Linked DNA regions of Homo sapiens: region 2 is linked to region 1. The links are chromatin loops, found by intact Hi-C in ENCODE. Cell type or tissue: CD4-positive, alpha-beta T cell. All regions are shown on one strand. Each heading gives the region's core, and the rest is flanking DNA. Links, peaks and the distances in the headings are about the cores only.

Region 1 (10,742 bases), core at 954-8,953:
GTTATAAAGCTGGGAGCACAAAATTACCAACCGTAGTCATATGGTTTATACATTTCTCTTTTGACCTGTTTCTTTATGAATATGATTTGTCTGCTCATAACTGATATATCTATGTGACTGTTAGCATACCTGAGTGTTCATGCTTGCAAAAATAGTTATGTTATTATTGCCTCTCTTATTGTGTAAAGTGGCCTATGAAGTGTTTTATTTTCTCAGGGCACAGGATCTTACTCTGTCTTCCAGGCTGGAGTGCAGTGGCTCGCTCGATCATGGCTCACTGCAACCTTGACCTCCAGGGTTCAATTGATCCTCCCACCTCAACCTCCCAAGTAGCTGAGACAACAGGTACATGCCATCATGTGTGGCTAATTTTTGTATTTTTTGTAGAGATGGGGTTTTGTTATGTTGCCCAGGCTGGTCTCAAACTCCTGAACTCAAGTGACCTGCCCGCCTTGGCCTCTCAGAGTGTTGGGATTACAGTCGTGAGATACTGCACCTGGCCTGTTATTTTTTAAATATGTTTTTCAAGTAAATCCCATTTTAAAAATGTAAATAAATATCTTTGAAAGAATTAAAATTTTTTTCCAGAATTATATTTTTGGGATTTTGATTTTTAAGGATTTCAACATTTGGGATTATGACATTTGAGATGGTATCTTTCAGGATTATGATTATAATAAATTCCTCCCCAGGGAAGATCCTCAGTCCTATTTTTCCAAAGGTTTGTTCTTAGCTAGTTCTTTTCTAATCCTCATTGGTGTCTTACCTAGAAAACATTTTCCTCTGGGAAATATTTATTCAAGTGGTTCCCGAGAAATGATAAGCCTTTATCACACAAAAATGAAATATCAAATGGTGAGTTCAGACACCCATGTGAATGGATCTTTTGGGCCATCTATTTGGTAGCCTCAAAACAAAACAAAGTATCACTCTTAAGGCTGGTTGTGCGACAATGTGCGTTTGAAATTCTCTAAATCATGTCAAAGTATGGAAGGGAACTTCAACAATTATATGATCCATCTATAGGTTTTCAGGCACATCAATATTTTGACATCTGAAAAAATGATATTTTTTTCTTTGCACAAATTTCCACTAAAGAAGGTTACAATGAATAACTAAGCTATTTCATCACAACAAAGTACAATGTACCATCATCTCTCTCTCACCTGGGCTGTAACAGTAATGCCCTAAACTGCACGGACTCTTGTTACCATTCTTGCCATTCCTTCCCCCTTTTCTTTTATACTCCCCTACACCCAGCAACCTATTTGGCACACTGAAGCCCAAGTGATCTTTTAAAAATGTGAATTAGATCATGCCAATTTTCTTCTTCAAATCCTTTGGTGGCTTCTCTTCCTTCCTGGGAAGAAGACTCATACGGTCGACAGGACACTCCGTGATCCTGACTTAGCCATCCTTCCTCCTCACTGTCACCTCCAGCATGTCTGGTCTTCTTTAATATCTTCCAATGTACCATCATGCTCCTGTCACTTCATGGCCTTTGCATAGCATCTGGGGACTTTTATCTGTGCTGCTCCAACCCCCACTGTCCCTGTGTTACTTAACCTGTATTTTTGGTCCATTGCACCTATCACTGTTTCTCTTTATTTATATATTTGTGTGCTTATTTGATTAATGTTTGTTTTCCCAACTAGACTATAAAGCCCCATGAAGTAAGGCCTTTGGGCTCTTCTACTTACCAGTATATCCCCAGTGTCACAGAAAGAGGCACATAGTAAGCTCCCAGTGAATATTTGCCTGATACAGGAATGAACTATCCGTTTTATCAGCAAACATGTCTCATGCATTAAGTTGAACCCATTTCTAATCATTAGAAGAGATGGAGAATTGCTGTTCACTTTCTTCTAGTTCTGACTTTGCTTTGGGATGCAATATACTATTACTTTGGTGAAAATGCACAGATGTCTCATTAACAATGAAATTGGGCAGTATACATTAATTTAAATATCATCAGTTTAGTTAACAACAGGTGTTGTTAATTTTATTCTTTTTTTCAGTTGATTAGTTATTCTTTGTGTTCAAATTCTGATTTGGTGGTAACTGGAAAGTGTTAACTCCACTACTTTTTCTTCTTGCTAGAAGAAAATTGCTAGAAGAAAAAGTTTAGTGTTTTTTTTTTTTTTTTTTTTTTTTGGTGTAAATAGCAGCATAGAGAAATAAAGCAGCAAGGGACAGAATAAAGAAATAAATGTTAGAATAAACTTTAAAATGGCAATAAAGAAATGGGAATCAGGGATAGGTTTCAAGAAAGAACCAGGGATCTTATGAGAGTTATTTATTTGAAAGGACAAAGATTGTTCTTTAAGCTGTATCAATCTCTTTTCATTTAATCTAAATCCAAAACAAATACAGATTGTATTTTGACTAAACTTTCTCCCATCACTAGATCTCAGAAAGTATTGCCTACATATGACCATTTTTTCTAATACTGTCTGTAATCTTAAAAATAATAATCATTTATGGGGTACCATATGCCAGACACCTACATAGAATACTTTATTTGGTTCTCAGCGACAGATATGATTATTATTTCACATTCTAGATAAGGAAACTGTGGTTCAGGGAGGTTAAGCAATTTGCCCAGACTCATGGCTTTGGACAGATCCAGATTCAAATCCCAAGTGTTGCTGATTCTAAACCCTATGCTCCTAACTCTTTTGTCTTATTTCCTCTTTAAAATGAGATCCCAACATTTGATAAAGTTTAAGATGTTTTCCCATTTTCACAGGCAAATTACTTAGAGCAGTGGTTCTCCAAATGTAGTCTTCAGATCAGCAGAATCAGCAACACCTAGGAATTTACTAGAAATGTTAATTTTCTGACCCAACACCAAATTTACTAAAATTAGAAACTGGGGGGTGAGGGTGGGATGGGTACAGCAATTTGCATTTTAAGGAGCCCTCCGTGTGATTCTGATGCATACAAAATTTGAGTACAACTACCTAGAAAAATGAAAAATTGAACAGCCCCTATTGCCATCTAAGCTAGTAACTGATCATCTGGCCCAACCATCCTACTTGCACTCCAGGAATCACTTCTGGATAATGTTTCTCACTCTCTCAGGTTCCTCTGCAAATCAGTCATGGTGATCTGAAAGCTTCCTACACATTTTTGTTTTGAGCCGGTGTTGCTATTTTTGCACAGGCTGGGCTGGGACTCCCAATCCTCCCGCCTCAGCCCCCTAGTAGCTGAAACTACAGGCCTGTGTCACTGCACCCGGTTCAAGGATAGATTTTTATTTGTTTGCTTTGTTTTTAGAGATAGGGTCTCTCAACGTCGCCCGGGCTATTTCTACAGATGTTGTTTTGGTTTAATATGGTGTCACATAAACTTACACTGGTTAAGTAAACAGGCAACATTTGAACTAAATTTAACTTCAATGTTTTGGTGGTCTGCAAAAGGATATTGTGCTTCTTGGTTAACATTTTCATGTTTCTCCACTTCTGCTTTCGTCCAGAACAGGAAGCGGAAGTTCTAAACTACTGCGAAGTCCTCTCTTGGTATTTCCGGCCTCGCTGAGACCAGAAAGCAGCGGAAGGGACAAATGTTTCTTGTTAGAGTCCCAATTTGATTTCTAAATCAAGGTGTACAGGATCAAAGGTCTCTTAAGTGCAGGTCCCAAACTTTGATCGTTATGTAAATAAGCAACTTGGAGCTCTCCTTCACGACTTGTAACACAGGCAGGTGACTGAGATGAGATCAATCAGAGCTGAGGAATGAGGGGAAATTCCCACCTAATAGCTGAAAGCAACAATACTTGAGTTTGTGCTTGCCTTCCCTTTCAATTTTCTAAGGTATAGGTGATCAAAATTCTTAATAAATTGAAGATTGAAGGCCTTAGAATCTGAGTAAGCTAAGAGGATATACAGTTTCCACAAATGAGTTCTTTCATTACAATAAAAAATAACAGAGGAACTTTAAGGCATTCGTTTGCTGCCAGGAATTTCAGCTGAGGTTGTGGGTTGGGGAAGAGGGTAGTTAATTTAATTAACTTCTGTTTTATGATCTCTTAAGATAAGTAAAGGCACCTGGAAGTAGAAGAAGCCGAGAGAAAAGATCGTACCATGTTTTCTATCTGTTATTTAGCTTAGATTTTCTGTTTCGATTGTTGTTTGTTTCTATAGGAAAGAATACTTATTGACAGTGAAAGAAAGCAAAAGAAATGGATTTTTTTAAAATAATGAAACTTCTAGATGAGCAAACCTGGAGGATAGTTTGTGAATTAAACAAATGTGTTTGGTGTATAATCAGGGAAACTGATAAAACCCACTCATCTAAAAAGAAGGTGAGAGTTTTCGGCTGTCACCAGGGTCTAACTTGGTAAGTCAGTCCCATTACCACATACCAATGAAGTAAAAAAAAAAAAGATTCATTCGGTTTAGAATCTTTAGAACCACTAGTCTGGTAGTGCTGTCAGGTTAAAGGATTAGTTGTTCAATATAAACCATATATTTGGACTAAAATAATCACATTAGCCTTTGTTAAATGTACTCATGATCAAGTGAGGTAACAATAGTGTTCTTCCTACTTTAGATTTAAAACTTGACATTTCTAATATGATCGATGTCTCCACTTTGCTGTCTGACATAGTACTGCTTAAACCTTCCTCAAATACTTGTATGCCATATATGTTTCTAATCTATATAAAATAATACTGATATATAAGCACTGTGTTTTCTTCTAGCTTAAAATAATAAGTCAATTTCTTGAGGATAGGTACAACTCTAACCTTAGATAAGAAGTTCTGGATTCTAAATTGAGCCCTGCTGTGAAAACTAATCTTTGCTTTAGATCTCCACCTTGTGGTTACATGTTTAAAATGTAAATTCTTGTGATTTTATGATCCTGGCTTATAGATTCTTTCAAAAAGAAAGGTAGAATGGATGAACATTGTCTGAAAATAACTTGAGACTTATGATTGGATATTTAGAAATTTATAATTCAGATTCAGTGCACTTCAGAATGTTTTCTCTCTGAGACCCTTGTTTACCACTTTTTGTTCAACTACCTTGAAAAATTAGTTTTGGGTTTCTTAAGGATTGAAGAGACTTTCAGAGACCATCTTTTGGGTTAGTGCTAGTACAGAAGGGGCTAATAGGAGGAACCTCATTAGTGTATCTTTAGTAAACTTGAATGAAGGGAACATATGGGTTTAGAACTTACAACTTCAGAACGCTGGGGAAATCTGTAAGAAATACTCCAACATTTACCTACCATCATGTGGTTTTTAAAAAAAGAAAAGAAGAACTACCCCAACGTGGGGTTTACCTTGGTCCAAGAAAAGAAGACAGTTTTCAACTATAACATCCTGTGACTTCATTTTCCAAGTTTCCTCATCACAATATAGAAAAGCTATATGATGTCCGCTGGGTATACAGCAGTGCTCTGTGTAGCTTAAAGAACATGTAGTTCCAGCATGAAGTTCTGCAAGAGTGGGCCTGGTGTGCTGTGTGTGAATCAACTCTAGAGCTCTTTGGATTTATATAAGTCTTGATTTACAGAATTTAGTTACAAAGCACAATAATATTTTATTATGTTCATTTGCTTATATATTATCTTTTTTTTTTTACATTCAATAGCAAATATTGGTGACTCCACCTTACAAACAGACTCAGAATCTAACAACTTGTAATTTCCTTTCATAGCAACCAGCTTTATCCTATTAGAACATGAATCAGATTACTGTTATTCCCCTGCTTAAAAACAGGGATTTTCCGTCACTCAGAGGAAAAGCTTAAGTTCTCATGGTGGCCATCAAGACCTGCTCTAACTGGCCTGTGTTACCGCTCCAACCTCAACTCCTCTACCACCCGTCCTCCTTCTGCTGCAGCTACATGGCCTTCTCAATGGTCTTGGTACAGAAAGGCCTTTGAATTACAGCTCAGTCGGCTTGGAGTACTCTCCTTCCATACACCCACATGGTGTGCTCCCTCCCTCCTTCAGGGTTAGTCAAAACTCATACTTCTTTCTGGCCACACATCTAAAATTGCAACACTCTTCCTACACTTCCAATCCTACTTCACTACTTTACTTTCTTAGCTTTATCCCACATACTATACCTTTTTCTTATGTGTTTCATGTATCATCTGCCTTCCCCCCTACCATGTAAACACCACACATAGTGATTATGCTTGTGTTTTTCACTCTTATTTCTCAGCCCTCACAAGAGTGCCTGGCTCAATAAATAAATATTTGCCAAGTGAATGACTGTCTCACCCATTACATCTTTAAGTCCCTTAGGGCCATGTCTTGTTTGTTTGCATTTCTAGCACCTAGCATAGTGCCTGGCATTTAAAAGAGTTTAAATAAATGTTTGCCAGTTAAACAAATCACTGTTGAAGTACCCTCTTAAGGACTGTCAACATATTGTAATATAAATATGGGATGATTGTATTTATTCTTACTGATTTTAAATATGTGTGCTGTCATTTAAAAATTGTAAAATTATCTTGGCTACATTTCATGTTATTTTTATTGATTTGATTATTGAGTCAGTCTTATTTGAGTACTTAAGACTGTTCATTTGAAAACTTTTTCTTTTTCTTTTTTGATGAGGTCTTGCTCTGTCACCCAGGCTGGTGGCAATGGGGCTATCATAGCTCACTGCAGCCTTGAACTCCTGGGCTCAAGTGATCCCCCTCCTTAGTCTCTCAAGTAGCTAGTACTGTAGGCACGTGCTACCACACTTGGCTAATTTTTTTGTTTTTGGTTTTGTGAAGATGGAGTCTCTCTGTGTTGCTCAGGCTGGCCTCAAACTTCTGGCCTCAAGTGAACAATCCTCCTGTCTTGGCCTTCCAAAATGCCGGGGTTATAGACACAAGCCACCAGGCCCAACCAAAACTTCATTCTTAAATATTATCTAAGACTTCTTCCCTTTCCTTTCCTTAATACTTTCTACTTGGTGATCTGAAATTTGATGTATGTAGATTTTTTTTTCTTTTTGAGACAGGATCGTGTTCTATTGCCCATGCTGGAGGGCAGTGGCACCATCATGGCTCACTGCAGCCTTGACCTCCCAGGCTAAAGCAATCCTTCCACCTCAGCCTCCCAAGTAGCTGGTACCACAGGTGCATGCCACCTGTGGCTAATTTATTTTTTATTTTTAAATTTTTTGTAGAGATAGGGTCTCCCTATGTTACTCAGGCTGGTCTTGAACTACTGGGCTCAAGCAATCCTCCCATCTTCGTCTCCCAAAATGATGGGATTACAGGTGTTTAGCCTTTCTGTCTCTCTCTTTTATAAAAATAAATTTTATTATATATATTTGAGGTTTATAGCATGTTATAGGATACATACAAATAGCAAAATGCTTACTATAGTGAAACAAATGAACATATCTATCATTTTACATAGTTTATTTTGTGTGTGATAAGAGCAATTAAAATCTACTTACTTAGCAAAAATCCCAAATACCATGCAATTTAATTAACAAGAGTCTTCATGTTATATGTTAGATTTCTAGGCTTTATCCTACATATTTACTACTTTGTGTCTTTTAACCTGTATCTTCTTTTATCCCCCACTGCTGTCCTTGGTAACCACTGTTTTATTCTGTCTTATAGTTGACCTTTTTTTCTTTTTTTTTTTAAAAAGGATTCCACATATAAGTGAGGTCATGCAATATTTTTCTTTCTGTGTCTGGCTTATTTCACTTAGCATAATGTCATCCAGGTCTATCAATGTTGTGGCAAATAGCAAGATATCCTTCTTTGTTAAGGCTGAATGATATTCCTCTGTGTGTGTGTGTGTGTGTGTGTGTGTGTGTGTGTGTGTGTGTGTGTATGTCTGTGTGTTTGGCACATTTTCTTTTCTTTTTCTTTTTTTTTTTTTGAGATGGAGTCTTGCTCTGTCGCCCAGGCTGGAGTGAGGTGGCACGATCTCGGCTCACGGCAACCTCTGCCTTCTGGGTTCAAGTGATTCTCCTGCTTCAGCCTCCCGAGTAGCTGGGACTACAGGCATGTGGTACATTTTCTTTATCCATTCCTCTTTAGACAGACATTTAAGTTGTTTCCAGATCATGGCTACTGTGAATAATGCTGCAAAAAACATGGATATCTTTATGAAGTGGTGACTTCATCTCCTTTGGATATATACCCAGAAGAGGGATTGCTGGGTTATATGGTAGTTCCATTTTTAATTTATTTAGGAACTTCTATACTGTTTTCAACAATGGCTGTACCAATCTACATTACCGATAACGCTGTACTAGGGCTCCCTTTTCTCTGCACCCTCATCGACATTTGTTATCTCTTGTCTTTTTGATAATAGCCACCTTAGTGAGTGTGAGATCATATCTCATGGTGATTTTAATTTGCATTCCCTAATGATGTTTCCCTAGTGATTAGTGATGTTGACCACGTTTTCATATACTTGTTGGCCGTTTGTATGTCTTCTCTGGAGAAATGTCTGTTCAGGTCCTTTGCCCATTTTTAAATAAGGTTATTTGTTGTTTTGCTATTGAATTGTTAGAGTTCTCTATAAACTTTGGGTATAAACCCCTCATCAGCTACGTGGTTTGCAAATATTTTTTTCCCAGTCCATAGATTGCCTTTCCATTTCGTTGTTGTTACCTAAATGGACAAATATCCTGTGTATATGGATTGAAAGAATTAATATCGTTAAAATCTTCCTACTGCCCAAAAAATATATATATAGATTTAACACAGTCTCTATCAAAATTCCAATGGCATTCTTCTGAAATAGATAAAACAATGTTAAAATTTGCATGGAACCACAAATAATCCTGAAGAACCAAAACAATACTGAGAAAGAAAAACAAACTTAAAGCCACTCCACTTCCTGAATGTAAATTATATTACAAAACTATATGGTACTGGCATAAGAACAGAGACATAGACCAATGGAACGGAGAGTACAGAGTCCAGAAACAAATCTAAACATATATAGTCAATTTATTTTTAACAAGGCCTCTAAGAGGACACAATGGGGAAAGGATAATCCCGTCCATAAATGGTGCTGGGAAAACTAGATTTCCACAAGCAAAAGTGTGAAATTAGAGCCTTATCTTACACTATATACAAAAATGAACTCAAAATGGATAAAAGACCTACATGTAAGACCTGAAACCATAAAACTAGAATACAACATAGGGGAAAGTTCCTTGACATTCGCCTTGGCAATGATTTTTTGAATATCACACCAAAAGCCTAGGCTACAACAGCAAAAGTAAATAAATGGGATTATGTGCACTTTTTTATACGCTCTTTCTTCTTTTTCTTCCCTTTGGAACTTTCCTCCCACCTCTCCTCAGACCCTAGGTTCCTATGTGTCCTCACAGTGCCTGCTGGAGGCAACTCAGTGGAAACGGAGAGCAAGCTCTGCTCCCCTAACTGATGACAGCCGTAGTTTACAGCATTGTTTCTCAGACTTTCATATGCATATGAAACCCCTACTGGTCTTGACAAAATGCAGATTCTGATTCAGGAGGTTGATGGGTGGGGCCTGAGACTCTGCACTGCCAATAATTCCAAGGTGATGCTGATACTGCGTTTTGGAGGGTCAGACTTGAATAGCAAGTGATAGAGGAGTCCTCTCCTCATTCTGGTTTAGCCTGTTTCTGTCTGATGCTGCTAGCCTTTGCTGACATAGTAGTCTCTGTATAGAGACTTATAGGTGGCTTTTAGGGGTCACTGTTCGTCTTCATTTTGATATCTTTATTGCTGCCAGAGGAAAAGTTCTAAACTCTTCTCTGGGTCAGGCTGTCTGGGCATCCCCTGGTGTTCCTGCTCTTCTGCTAATCTCTGTGCACCTTCATATGAAGCCAAAGGAATGAGAGGAGTGATACTGTGTTATATATCCTCCAAGGGCAATGGAAAACTGGGATGGAGTTGGGGTTTTCCCTGTTTTCTTCCTAGACACATCACAAAACAATCCCATCAAGCCTTGCAGATGTGGTTTCCTACTTCTGGGATCTCTTAATCTAGGAACAGATGTTAAGTAACCCTCCCTTCTTCCCCAGATTGGGAAGCAGAATGTAAAGGCAAACATGCCACATGCTTTTTTGCTGAGAATGCTCTTTATTCAAGGATGGCCTCAACAAGCCTGGCTCCTGTGCCAGGATGAATGTGAACTTGTGGTCTCTACAGCCCAGGGTGGATCTTGCCAGAAAATAATGCCCATTCCTGCAGGCACCTTTAAGGATTTTCTCAGAGTTTCTTTCACTTGCCTTCTGGAAGGAAAATCTCCCACTACCTCCCCAGTAGAAGGTGGGGTTATAGCACTCTTTTCACAGACATTTGCTCCTTGAAACCGTAGATGACGATTTCTCTGAGTCTTCTTATAAGACCTGGCAGTGCCCTCACCCCATGACCTTTGCTTCCATTTGTTGCTCCTCCTTTTTCTCTTTGTTTCTCTCTGGCTTCAGCCTGGACTCAAAACTGGGTCCAAGGGGCAGGGGTGCTTCCTTGGTCCTCTTCCCCAAGAATGAAGCAATAACTCATCACCCCTTCTCTCACCTACTGATCTTTTCCTCCTTTCTCTCCATACAAGTGACGTGAGCTCTGCCCTTCTTCCTCCAATCCAGTTTCAAATGACAAAGTGCCACCACTTCCCCTGGCTCAGAACCTACTTTCACTAAAATTCAAATCCTTACTATCACCACCACCACCCCATAGTCATCAGTTCTGCATCACCTACAGCCTGACTCTCCAACTGCAGTCTCACCCCAAGATTTTACATAGGTTGATGCCAGTTATGTCCTG
Region 2 (10,742 bases), core at 866-8,865, 460 kb before region 1:
CGCAATCTCAGCTCACTGCAAGCTCCGCCTCCTGGGTTCATGCCATTCTCCTGCCTCAGCCTCCCAAGTAGCTGGGACTACAGGCACCCGCCACCATGCCCAGCTAATTTTTTTGTATTTTTAGTAGAGACCGGGTTTCACCATGTTAGCAAGGATGGTCTCGATCTCCTGACCTCATGATCCACCCCCCTCAGCCTCCCAAAGTGCTGGGATTACAGGCGTGAGCCTCTGCGCCCGGCCTAATTTTAAAATAAGGGCAGTGTGGTGCTGAGAAGAATGTATATTCTGTTGATTTGGGGCGGAGAGTTCTGTAGATGTCTGTTAGGTCTGCCTGGTCCAGAGCTGAGTTCAAGTCCTGGATATCTTTGTTAATTTTCTGTCTCATTGATCTGTCTAATATTGACAGTGGGGTGTTAAAGTCTACCACTATTATTGTGCAGGAGTCTAAGTCTCTTTGTAGGTCTCTAAGAACTTGCTTTATGAATCTGGGTACTCCTGTATTGGGTACAGATGTATTTAGGATAGTTAGCTCTTCTTGTTGCATTAATTCCTTTAGCATTATGTAATGCCTTTGTCTCTTTTGATCTTTGTTTGTTTAAAGTGTGTTTTATCAGAGACTAGGATTGCAACCCCTGCTTTTTTTTCTTTCTATTTGCTTCGTAAATATTCCTCCATCCCTTTATTTTGAGCCTGTGTGTGTCTTTGCACATGAGATGGGTCTCCTGAATACTGCACACCAATGGATCTTGATTCTTTATCCAATTAGCCAGTCTGTGCCTTTTAATTGGGTCATTTAGCCCATTTACATTTAAGGTTAATATTGTTATGTGTGAATTTAATCCTGCCATTATGATGTTAGCTGGTTTTCTTTGCCCGTTAGTTGGTGCAGTTTCTTCATAGTGTCGATGGTCTTTACGTACAATTTGGTATGTTTTTGCAGTGGCTGGTACCGGTTGTTCCTTTCCATGTTTAGTGCTTCCTTCAGGAGCTCTTGTATGGCAGGCCACTAGCTAGACTAATAAAGAAGAAAAGAGAGAAGAATCAAATAGATGCAATAAAAAATGATAAAGGGGATATCACCACCAATCCCACAGAAATACAAACTACCATCAGAGACTACTTATAAACACCTCTATGCAAATAAATTAGAAAATCTAGAAGAATTGGATAAATTTCTGGACACATACACCCTCCCAAGACCAAACCAGGAAGAAGTCGAATCCCTGAATAGACCAGTAACAAGTTCTGAAATTGAGGCAGCAATTAATAGCCTACCAACCAAAAGAAAAGTCCAGGACTAGACAGATTCACAGCTGAATTCTACCAGAGGTACAAAGAGGAGCTGGTATCATTTCTTCTGAAACTATTCCAAACAATAGAAAAAGAGGGAATCCTCCCTAATGCATTTTATGAGGCCAGCATCATCCTGATACCAAAACCTGGCAGAGACACAACAAAAAAGAAAATTTCAGGCAAATATCCCTGATGAACATCAATGCGAAAATCCTAATAAAATTATGGCACACCAAATCCAGCAGCACATCAAAAAGCTTATCCACCATGATCAAGTCAGCTTCATCCCTGAGATGCAAGGCTGGTTCAACATACGCAATTCAATAAATGTAATCCAGCATATAAACAGAGCCAAAGACAAAAACCACATGATTATCTCAATAGATGCAGAAAAGGCCTTTGACAAAATTCAGCAGCCCTTCATGCTAAAAACTCTCAGTAAACTCGGTATTGATACAATGTATCTCAAAATAATAAGAGCTATTTACGACAAACCCATAGCCAGTATCATACTGAATGGGCAAAAACTGAAAGCATTCCTGGCAGAAGACAAGGATGCCCTCTCTCACCACTCCAATTCAGCATAGTATTGGAAGTTCTGGCCAGGGCAATCAGGCAAGAGAAAGAAATAAAGGGTATTCAAATAGGAAGAGAAGAGGTCAAATTGTCTCCGTTTGCAGATGACATGATTGTATATTTAGAAAACCCCATCGTCTCAGCCCAAAATCTCCTTAAGCTGATAAGCAACTTCAGCAAAGTCTCAGGATACAAAATCAATGTGCAAAAATCACAAGCATTCCTTTACAATAATAACAAACAGCCAAATCAAGAGTGAACTCCCATTCACAATTGCTACAAAGACAATAAAATACCTAGGAATACAACTTTTACAAGGGATTTGAACGACCTCTTCAATGAGAACTACAAACCACTGCTCAAAGAAATAAGAGAAGACACAAACAAATAGAAAAACATTTCATGCTCATGAGTAGGAAGAATCAATATCATCAAAATGGCTATACTGCCCAAAGTAATTTATAGATTCACTGCTATTCCGATCAAGCTACCATTGACTTTCTTCACAGAATTGGAAAAAACTACTTTAAATTTCATATGGAACCAAAAAAGAGCCCACATAGCCAAGACAATCCTAAGCAAAAAATAAAAAATCCTAAGCAATCCTAACAAAACTGGAGGCATCACGCTACCTGACTTCAAACCATACTAGAAGGCTACAGTAACAAAAACAGCATGGTACTGGTACCAAAACAGAGACATAGACCAATGGAACAGAACAGAGGCCTCAGAAGTAATGCCACACATCTACAACCATTTGATCTTTGACAAACCTGACAAAAACAAGCAATGGGGAAAGGATTCCCTATTTAATAAATGGTGTTGGGAAAACTGGCTAGCCATATGCAGAAAGCTGAAACTGGATTCCTTCCTTACACCTTACACAAAAATTAACTCAAGAGGGATTAAAGACTTAAACATAAGACCTAAAACCATAAAAACTTTAGAAGAAAACCTAGGCAATACCATTCAGGACATAGGCATGGGCAAAGACTTCATGATTAAAACACCCAAAGCAATGGCAACAAAAGCCAAAATAGACCAATGGGTTCTGATTAAAGAGCTTCTGCACAGCAAAAGAAACTATCATCAGAGTGAACAGGCAACCTACAGAATGGGAGAAAATTTTTGCAATCTATCCATCTGACAAAGGGCTAATATCCAGAATATACAAAGAACTTAAATAGATTTACAAGAAAAAAACAACCCCATCAAAAAGTGGGCAAATGATATGAACAGACACTTCTCAAAAGAAGACATTTATGCAGCCAACAAACATGAAAAAAGCTCATCATCACTAGTCATTAGAGAAATGCAAATCAAAAGCACAATGAGATACTATCTCACACCTGTTAGAATGGCGATCATAAAAAGTGAAGAAACAACAGATGCTGGAGAGGATGTGGAGAAATAGGAATGCTTTTTCACTGTTGGTGGCAATTATTTCCACCATCATGGAAGACAGTGTGATGATTCCTCAAGGATCTAGATCTAGAAATACCATTTGACCCAGCAATCCCGTTCCTGGGTATATATCCAAAGGACTATATGTCATTCCACTATAAAAACACATGCACACATATGTTTATTGCAGCGGTGTTCACAATAGCAAAGACTTGAAACCAACCCAAATGCCTATCAATGATAGACTGGATAAAGAAAGTGTGGCACATATACACCATGGAATACTATACAGCCATAAAAAAGGATGAGTTCATGTCCTTTGCAGGGAGATGGATGACTCTGGAAACCATCATTCTCAGCAAACTAACACAAGAACAGAAAACCAAACACTGCATGTTCTCACTCATAAGTGGGAATTTAACAGTGAGAATACATGGACACAGGGAGGGGAACATCACACACTGGGGCCTGTCAGGGTGGGGTCTAGGGGAGGGATAGCATTAGGAGAAATACCTAATGTAGATGATGGGTTAATGGGTGCAGGAAACCACAATGGAACGTGTATACCTATGTAACAAACCTGCCCATTCTGCACATGTACCCCAGAACTTAAAGTATAATAAAATAATAATAATACTAAAGTAACAGTGGTTGGGCCCTACCTTAATCCTATTAAATCTGAATCTGAGAATGGGACCTGGTCAGACATTTCTACAGACTCCCCAACTGATGTGGGTGGAACCAGGGTTAAGAAGATTTAGCATGTATTGCTTACATAAGCAGTATCTAAAAGAAATAATTACTTGAATTTTAAGGCTAATACAATTTGTTACTCTTTCATCTTAAGGACACCTAGCACTAGGGATAAGAAAAGATTGGTAGCTCTGCTACCTTTTAGCATGTGACCTGGGGTGATTTTTTTTTTTTTTAAACAGAGTATTACTGTGTTTCCCAGGCTGGAGTACAGTGGAGCAATCACGGCTCACTGTAGCATCGAATTCCTGAACTCAGGCAGTCTTCCCACCTCAGTCTCCTGAGTAGCTGGGACTACAGGTACATGCCACCACAGTCAGCTAATTTTTGTATTTTTTGTAGAGATGGGGTTTGCCATATTGCTCAGGCTGGTCTTGAACTCCTGGGCTCAAGTGATCCTCCTTTCTTGGCCTCCCAAAATTCTGGGATTACAGGCATGAGCCACCTTGCCTGGCTTGGGGAAAATTTTTAAAGCTATCTTGAGCCTCAGTGTTCATAAAACAGCCATAATAATACCTTCCCAGAGCATTTCATGGGGTTACTATTGTGCTTTGAGAGCAAGGTGTTGGTATTACTAACCATCAGCAATTCTTAACTTGTTTGTTGGGGAATTTGTTACAAATGTAAAGTTTAAGGTTTTATCCCAGACTAACTTAAATAAAAATATCTGTAGGTATTTGTGTAGAGCAAGGAAGTTGTATTTTTAAGCTTTCCAGGGGATTTGTATGCAGGTGGTGAGAGATCACATTTAATAAAACTAATGCAATTTTTTGTAATGTTACATTAGAGAATGCTTTTCTCTTGAGCTACCAGTAGGGAGCATTGTGAATAAACTGGTTTGCTTAACTCACCATTCACTTATCAACAGGAAACTACAAAATTGTGAATTTTTTTTTTTAAACCGGGCAGATAATAGGCATTTAAATTAAAATTTAATAAAAGTTAATAATTATTTTTTCAAGTGTACATGTAGTGCTTAAAATCTTTCAAGAAACAAAATCATGTTAAATCAAAAGAAGCTCAGTTTAAAAATTTTTTTGCTAAATATTGTTTTAAAATTTTACAATTTAATTTAAATTTAAAATTAAATATTGAAATTGCATGCAATTTGTAGTGACTGCAAATTAGCATTTTTGATGCTTGCTAAAATGACCTAGTTTCATTTGGTTTTGAGATGCATGCTCAGTGATTATATGTTAGCTCTATTCCCTTTTATCTTAAAAATAGTAGATCATATATAGTGTTATATTGGGGCTCGATAATCAGGTGATCTTTAGCTTGGCCTTTCAGTTAAAGAAGTGAATGAAAACATATTTGATAGACTAACAGCTTTGGGTTCTAGTTCTAGATTTATCCCCTTGTAGCTGACTTTGGGCATGTCATTTACCCTCTAAGTCACAGTTTCTTTCCTTGTTAAATGAGAATCCTGGTACCTTCTTTAGAAGAGTGTATGAAATGATGTATGTGAAAATACTTTCTAACTATGTTTACATGCGCTAATCTTGCTTTTTCCTTAAAGTTGATATGTGAAGTTTGAAATGTTTAAAATGTGTATTTCAGTTTTAAGAAAACTCTAAACATGATTGTGGTTAAGATTGAAAAATTAGTGGAGCAGTTGTCGGTATGGTTATATATTTGGCAGCAAAATACCTAATTTTGCAAAGTTAGAAAAGGGATGAGGATCTTGCAAATTCCTATATTTTCTGAACACTTTCTTTTTAGGTAGGAGAAGAACTTCAATTAGCTTATTTGCTATTCATTTAGAAATTGCTTCTCTCCTCATCTTTTCTTTTATATGTATACAGGATTAATTTGAGCACTTTTGTTAATAGTTTTCTCATCTAACCACTAGATAGCCAAGGACAATGTTGATAATTTTTTTTTCAGATAGACAAAAGTGTTTTAAGATTTGTTTTTGGTCAGTACTACATAGTCTTAATTTATACTTTTGTAAACTTATGTCTAGATTGATCAAGTAACTCTTAAGACCACAGAAACCTTTTGCTTAGTATATAAAGATGATAAAGTTTCATTTGGAACAAAATTAATTGGAGAGTTGAATTGCAAATTTCTAAAAATAGGGAAAGTTCTACTTTCTATATTGATCAAAAACATTGTCTACATGTATTTTTGCTTAAACTGTCATCTTTGCAGAGTTAACTAAACAGGTCATGTAATCCAACTCTGAGGCACACTGTAAATGCGTGCAGCTTCAACTTGAAAGCTAATATTCAAAGCAACAATACAAGTGTTGTAGATATGTTTCTGTTTCTGTGAAATAGATGATGAGCTAGCTGCCTGATTTAGAAGCTAAGAAGGAGGGTGAAGGTGAGAAACTTTAACTTGCTTAGGTTTTATGTTTGTATTTCACCTTTATAAAATAAGGTAGAAATTATGTTTTAAAAAACAAAAAAAGGTAATATTTTAAATCCAAAAATATACTAGCTCATGCCCAAATATGTTTGGTTTAACATGTAAAACTTTGCATATGTGAGTTTCATGAACTGAAGTAGCTTTATTTGAAATGTTTGAGATAATGAGTGTTTTCTTGGTTTATTATTTTGACTCATATTTGGGGTGGGAAAGAGGCAGAGGGAATTTCTATTCCTTATAAATAGGTGCATTTTGAGGACATGCTTTTATATTAAAAGATATCTCAAGTGTATATAGCTTAGTTTTTTTTCTAGCTGTCATTTTGTTTGGTCATATTTAAATTTAGCAATAAATGACTGCTAACCGTTGTGTTTGGACATAATCATATGCTGCATGGGCATTTGTACTTGATCATAGAACAGGATTTTGGAAAATAAAACCTCAGTTTCAATTTAGGAAAGGAAGATGATTAATTTTTATTGAGTTGTTTAATCTTCTAAGTTTTAATAACCTCTGTCACATTCTTGTGGCTTTAGTTTGGAATACTTTAGACAGCTATTTTTCTAAAATAATTGCAGTCATGAAGTTTGGGGTTTTTTGGGTGTGATTTGCATATATTTTGTTTTCTTATTAAACCTCTAAAAATTAATTTTCCTTTTAATCTCCTACCCCATTTTAACGTAAGAACAGACCATATATGGTATATTTATGCATTATTTCTGGGAAAAGAAACCTTAAAATCACAGTAGCTTTTCAGATCCACTAATATGCTTCAAAGATACTGATTTTTGCTTTTGAGATAAAATTTTATTAACTTCGCCTCTTTGACTTACTGTATATATTGATAGTTGACCTCTTAAGATTTTGGAAAAGGTTATTTAGAATAGGTCATCCTTTACTTTACACAAAGATAACACACTTTAGGCTACTTCTTTAAACTAGTTGTTGAAACTAAAGATTCTGTCACAGGCATGCTAATGTGTAGAAAATAAAGACCTTAAAAACTTCATCCTTTGAAGTTTAGAAGTGACTTTTTAGACTCTGAACTCATTGCAGTGTGCAAAATATTCAGCCATTGTTATCTAGAGTGGAGGGGTTTATTCATGTTTGTGTCTGACCTACTTTCTTTGAGGCTTGGCCTTTTCACCCTTAGATAATTAGGCTTCACCTCCCACTCTTCAGTTAGGGTTTCACAGCTCCTCAGATATCACTTAGTTACCTTCTCAGACTTTCAACACCTTGTCCTTTCATCACCAAGTATATCAGTTGCTTTGTTGAGTAAGAAAAAATAATACAATTTATTGTTTAAAAATGAAAAGACTTAGTTGCTTCATCCTTCATGCCACCATTTTGTAAAAAATAATTTTATTTTTTATAATTTATTTTATAATCAGTTCCTTAATACTTTGAATGCCTCCAGGGCAGAAACTGTCTTACTTTTCTGTATCTGGAGCCTTGCACAGGTAATGACACATAGTAGATGGTCAGTAAGTGATTATTTAATGAGTGTTTTATAGTCTTTGTGATAGAAGGCAACTTTTTTTAAGGCTGAATGCTAATTATACTACATTATGACATTAGATGAATAGTTAATGTAGAGGTTTTAAAAGAGGTATAGAAGAGAGATGAGCAAGCTATGAAAGGTTAAAGAATAAGAAAATCAGGAGGAAGGAGAAAGACTGGAAGAGAGAGAGATTAAGGAGATTAAAAAGGCATTTATGTCTGGAGCAGATGATGGAGCCTCCAGTAATTCACCCAAATGTCTCTTCGGGTTACATTGTTATCCTTGATTACTTTATCAACTATAGATTATTACTTATGGATTACTCTCTAGATCAACTATGTAAAATAGGGCTAGTAGAAGGAAAGATAGGATCTAATGGAAGAGTTAGACTCAGGGAATATAAGCAGGCAGTTCTTGTTATATTATAGACACATATAAGGTCATATGTGTAAAATATAGACAGTTATTAAGAGCTTTTATGGTATCTATATTGCAGTTTGACAAGCACAGTTAATGTGTATATCAAATTTTAAATGTAATATGTAATAAAATTTTTATTAAAGTAGCTGATAAAATACGTGGCATTCACGTATCAGTCGGACTGAATTTTTCAGTAACCAGCTGATTTTTTTAAACCTGGGTCTGTATGTTACTGAAGATAATACATCACTATGACTTAATTTTTAGAATAACTGGATTTCATTTTACATATCTAAAACTCTTATCTGTGTTTCCCAGCATTTGTCATTCAAGAATTGGAAATAAAGACCTTATATTTACCTTTTAAGGTAACCTCCGCTGATACTTATATCAGCGGAGAAATGCCGCAGTTATTCCCATCGCCCCTAGAGTGGACTTAGGTGTTAGTGTTCCCTTGGCCAGTATAATTCAGTTTTGGATGACAGAGTTAAATGTATCCCATCATAAATTATCAAATCACATCCAAATTAAGCAATTAAATATAATATGAAGATTACTTCTTGAAGACAACAAATATTTTAACTTGTTTATGGAGTTTTTATTTATAATCTGTTCTTTTATTTAAAATTTACTTCTTGTTTTATACCTGACTAATTCTACCTAATGATTTATTGTTCTGATATTTAATTAAAATTCCTTGCTATTAAGTCTCGTTTTAAGAAATGCTAAAACCACCAGATGGAATAAATGACCTAATAAGTCAGTGATGTTAAACACCAGTAAAAGAAATGAAATTAGGGAGAAATCAATAGAAGGGTCTGAATAAGGGCTATCATAATAATTTTAACTTAAATAACAAGTATGTATAGTAAGTATATGGGATAAAGCCAGATGATCAGTTCTAATTCATTCTTACAAAGCAGTTATATAAAAGGCGTAAAGGTAGAGTATACCCTATACTCTAGGATACATTCTAACTAGTTGGGTTTTTGTTTGTTTTGAAACAGGGTTTCACTCGGATGCCCAGGCTGGAGTGCAGTGCTGTGATCTCAGCTCACTGCAACTTCCACCTCCTGGGCTCAGGTGATCCTCTCACCTCAGCCTCTGGAGTACTTGGGACTACAGGCATGTGCCACCACACACAGCCTATTTTTTGTACTTTTTGTAGGGACAGGGTTTCTTCATGTTGCCCAGGCTGGTCTTGATCTCCTGGACTCAAGCAATGCATCTTCTTCAGCTTCCCAAATTGCTGGGATTACAGGTGTGAGCCACCACATCTGGCCTAGGATTAATTTTATCTATTTTGAGAAATATATTCTTGTGCCTCTAAATAACTTTTAGCACCTCAGTAGGCCAACCAGCTGCCAGTAGTGAGAAGTGATACAATGTCCTCAAGGGTGTTTTCCAATAGTAAGAAAAGTTTGATTTTAACTCAGGACAGTGTTTTCCACATAGATGGTACTCAGTAAATACTTAACCGTATATCAGAAACCTCTGGAATTATTAAACATTTTGATGCGCCAATCCCTGTTAACAAGGCATGTTAAACCTTTTTAGAATCAACATATACACTTTCTCTTAACAATAAGGTAACTGGAACTATTAAGTTTAAATTGTCTGATTTTTTTGCTAATATTAAGCTACTTTATTACTATTTAAATATATGTAGTTAATGTATTATTTTTGACAGCATGTAGCTATATATTTTCTCCAGCCAAATTGTTGAAATAAGACAAATAAGTAAAATAATCAAAATTATGTTTATTATTAAAGATAGTGACTTTACGCAGATTTTATTTAAACCTTATTGATAAAAATGTCAGCAGTTTTGTATGCTATTGGAGTGTAAAATAGTATAGAATGTATCGATCAGCCTTCTTTCATGGACTTTCATCCATTTACCCATGCTGCCTATATTCTAGAGAAAGGGAAATACACTCATACATCTCTCTCTCTTTTTTAATATATATAATTCTTTTTCTTAAAAAAAAAATAGGGATAGGGTCTCACTGTGTTGGCCAGGCTGGTCTTGAACCCCTATTCTCAAGCTGTCCTCTCGCCTCAGCCTCCTAAAGTGCTGGGATTACAGATGTGAGCTACCACACCCAGCTAGTCATACATATCTTAATGATGGGGATACATGTTCTTGTGTGAGCATTATAGAGTGTATTTACACAAATCTAGATGGAATAGCCCACTACACACCTAGGCTGTATGGTAAATGGCCTGTTGCTGCTGGATTACAAACCTGTATGGCATGCTACTGTACATACTACAGGGAGTTGTAACACAATGGTAATTATTTGTGTACCTAAACATACGTAAACATAGAAAAGGCATGCTTAAAAATACGGTATAAAAGATAAAAAAAAGGTATACTTGTATAGAACACTTACCACAATGTAGCTTGCAGGAGTGG

The links. A loop is a pair of places that touch in the nucleus more often than their neighbours do. Peaks named below come from ENCODE experiments on the same cell type or tissue, not always from the same donor. Only the 100,000 strongest peaks of a DNase experiment are listed, where the experiment ranks them.
Region 2: a loop joins it to region 1, with 6 times the contacts of the local background. A loop is called at or near these places in 15 of 110 quality-filtered maps.

What each region holds. Positions count from the first base shown.
Region 1 is chr1:185,690,686-185,701,427 of GRCh38, forward strand. No RefSeq gene overlaps it. Among named protein-coding and RNA genes, the nearest start is that of HMCN1, 38 kb to the right of the region's middle. RefSeq lists enhancers at 3,463-3,964, 9,124-9,785. In CD4-positive, alpha-beta T cell, for the core only: CTCF peaks have their summits at 4,807 (motif pointing left) and 5,008; DNase peaks (open chromatin) are centred at 3,616 and 4,806; H3K4me3 peaks cover 947 bases; H3K27ac peaks cover 645 bases.
Region 2 is chr1:185,233,804-185,244,545 of GRCh38, forward strand. All of the region lies in intron 16 of SWT1 (SWT1 RNA endoribonuclease homolog), which reads left to right. Among named protein-coding and RNA genes, the nearest start is that of IVNS1ABP, 78 kb to the right of the region's middle. In CD4-positive, alpha-beta T cell, for the core only: CTCF peaks have their summits at 4,850 and 5,055; a DNase peak (open chromatin) is centred at 4,848.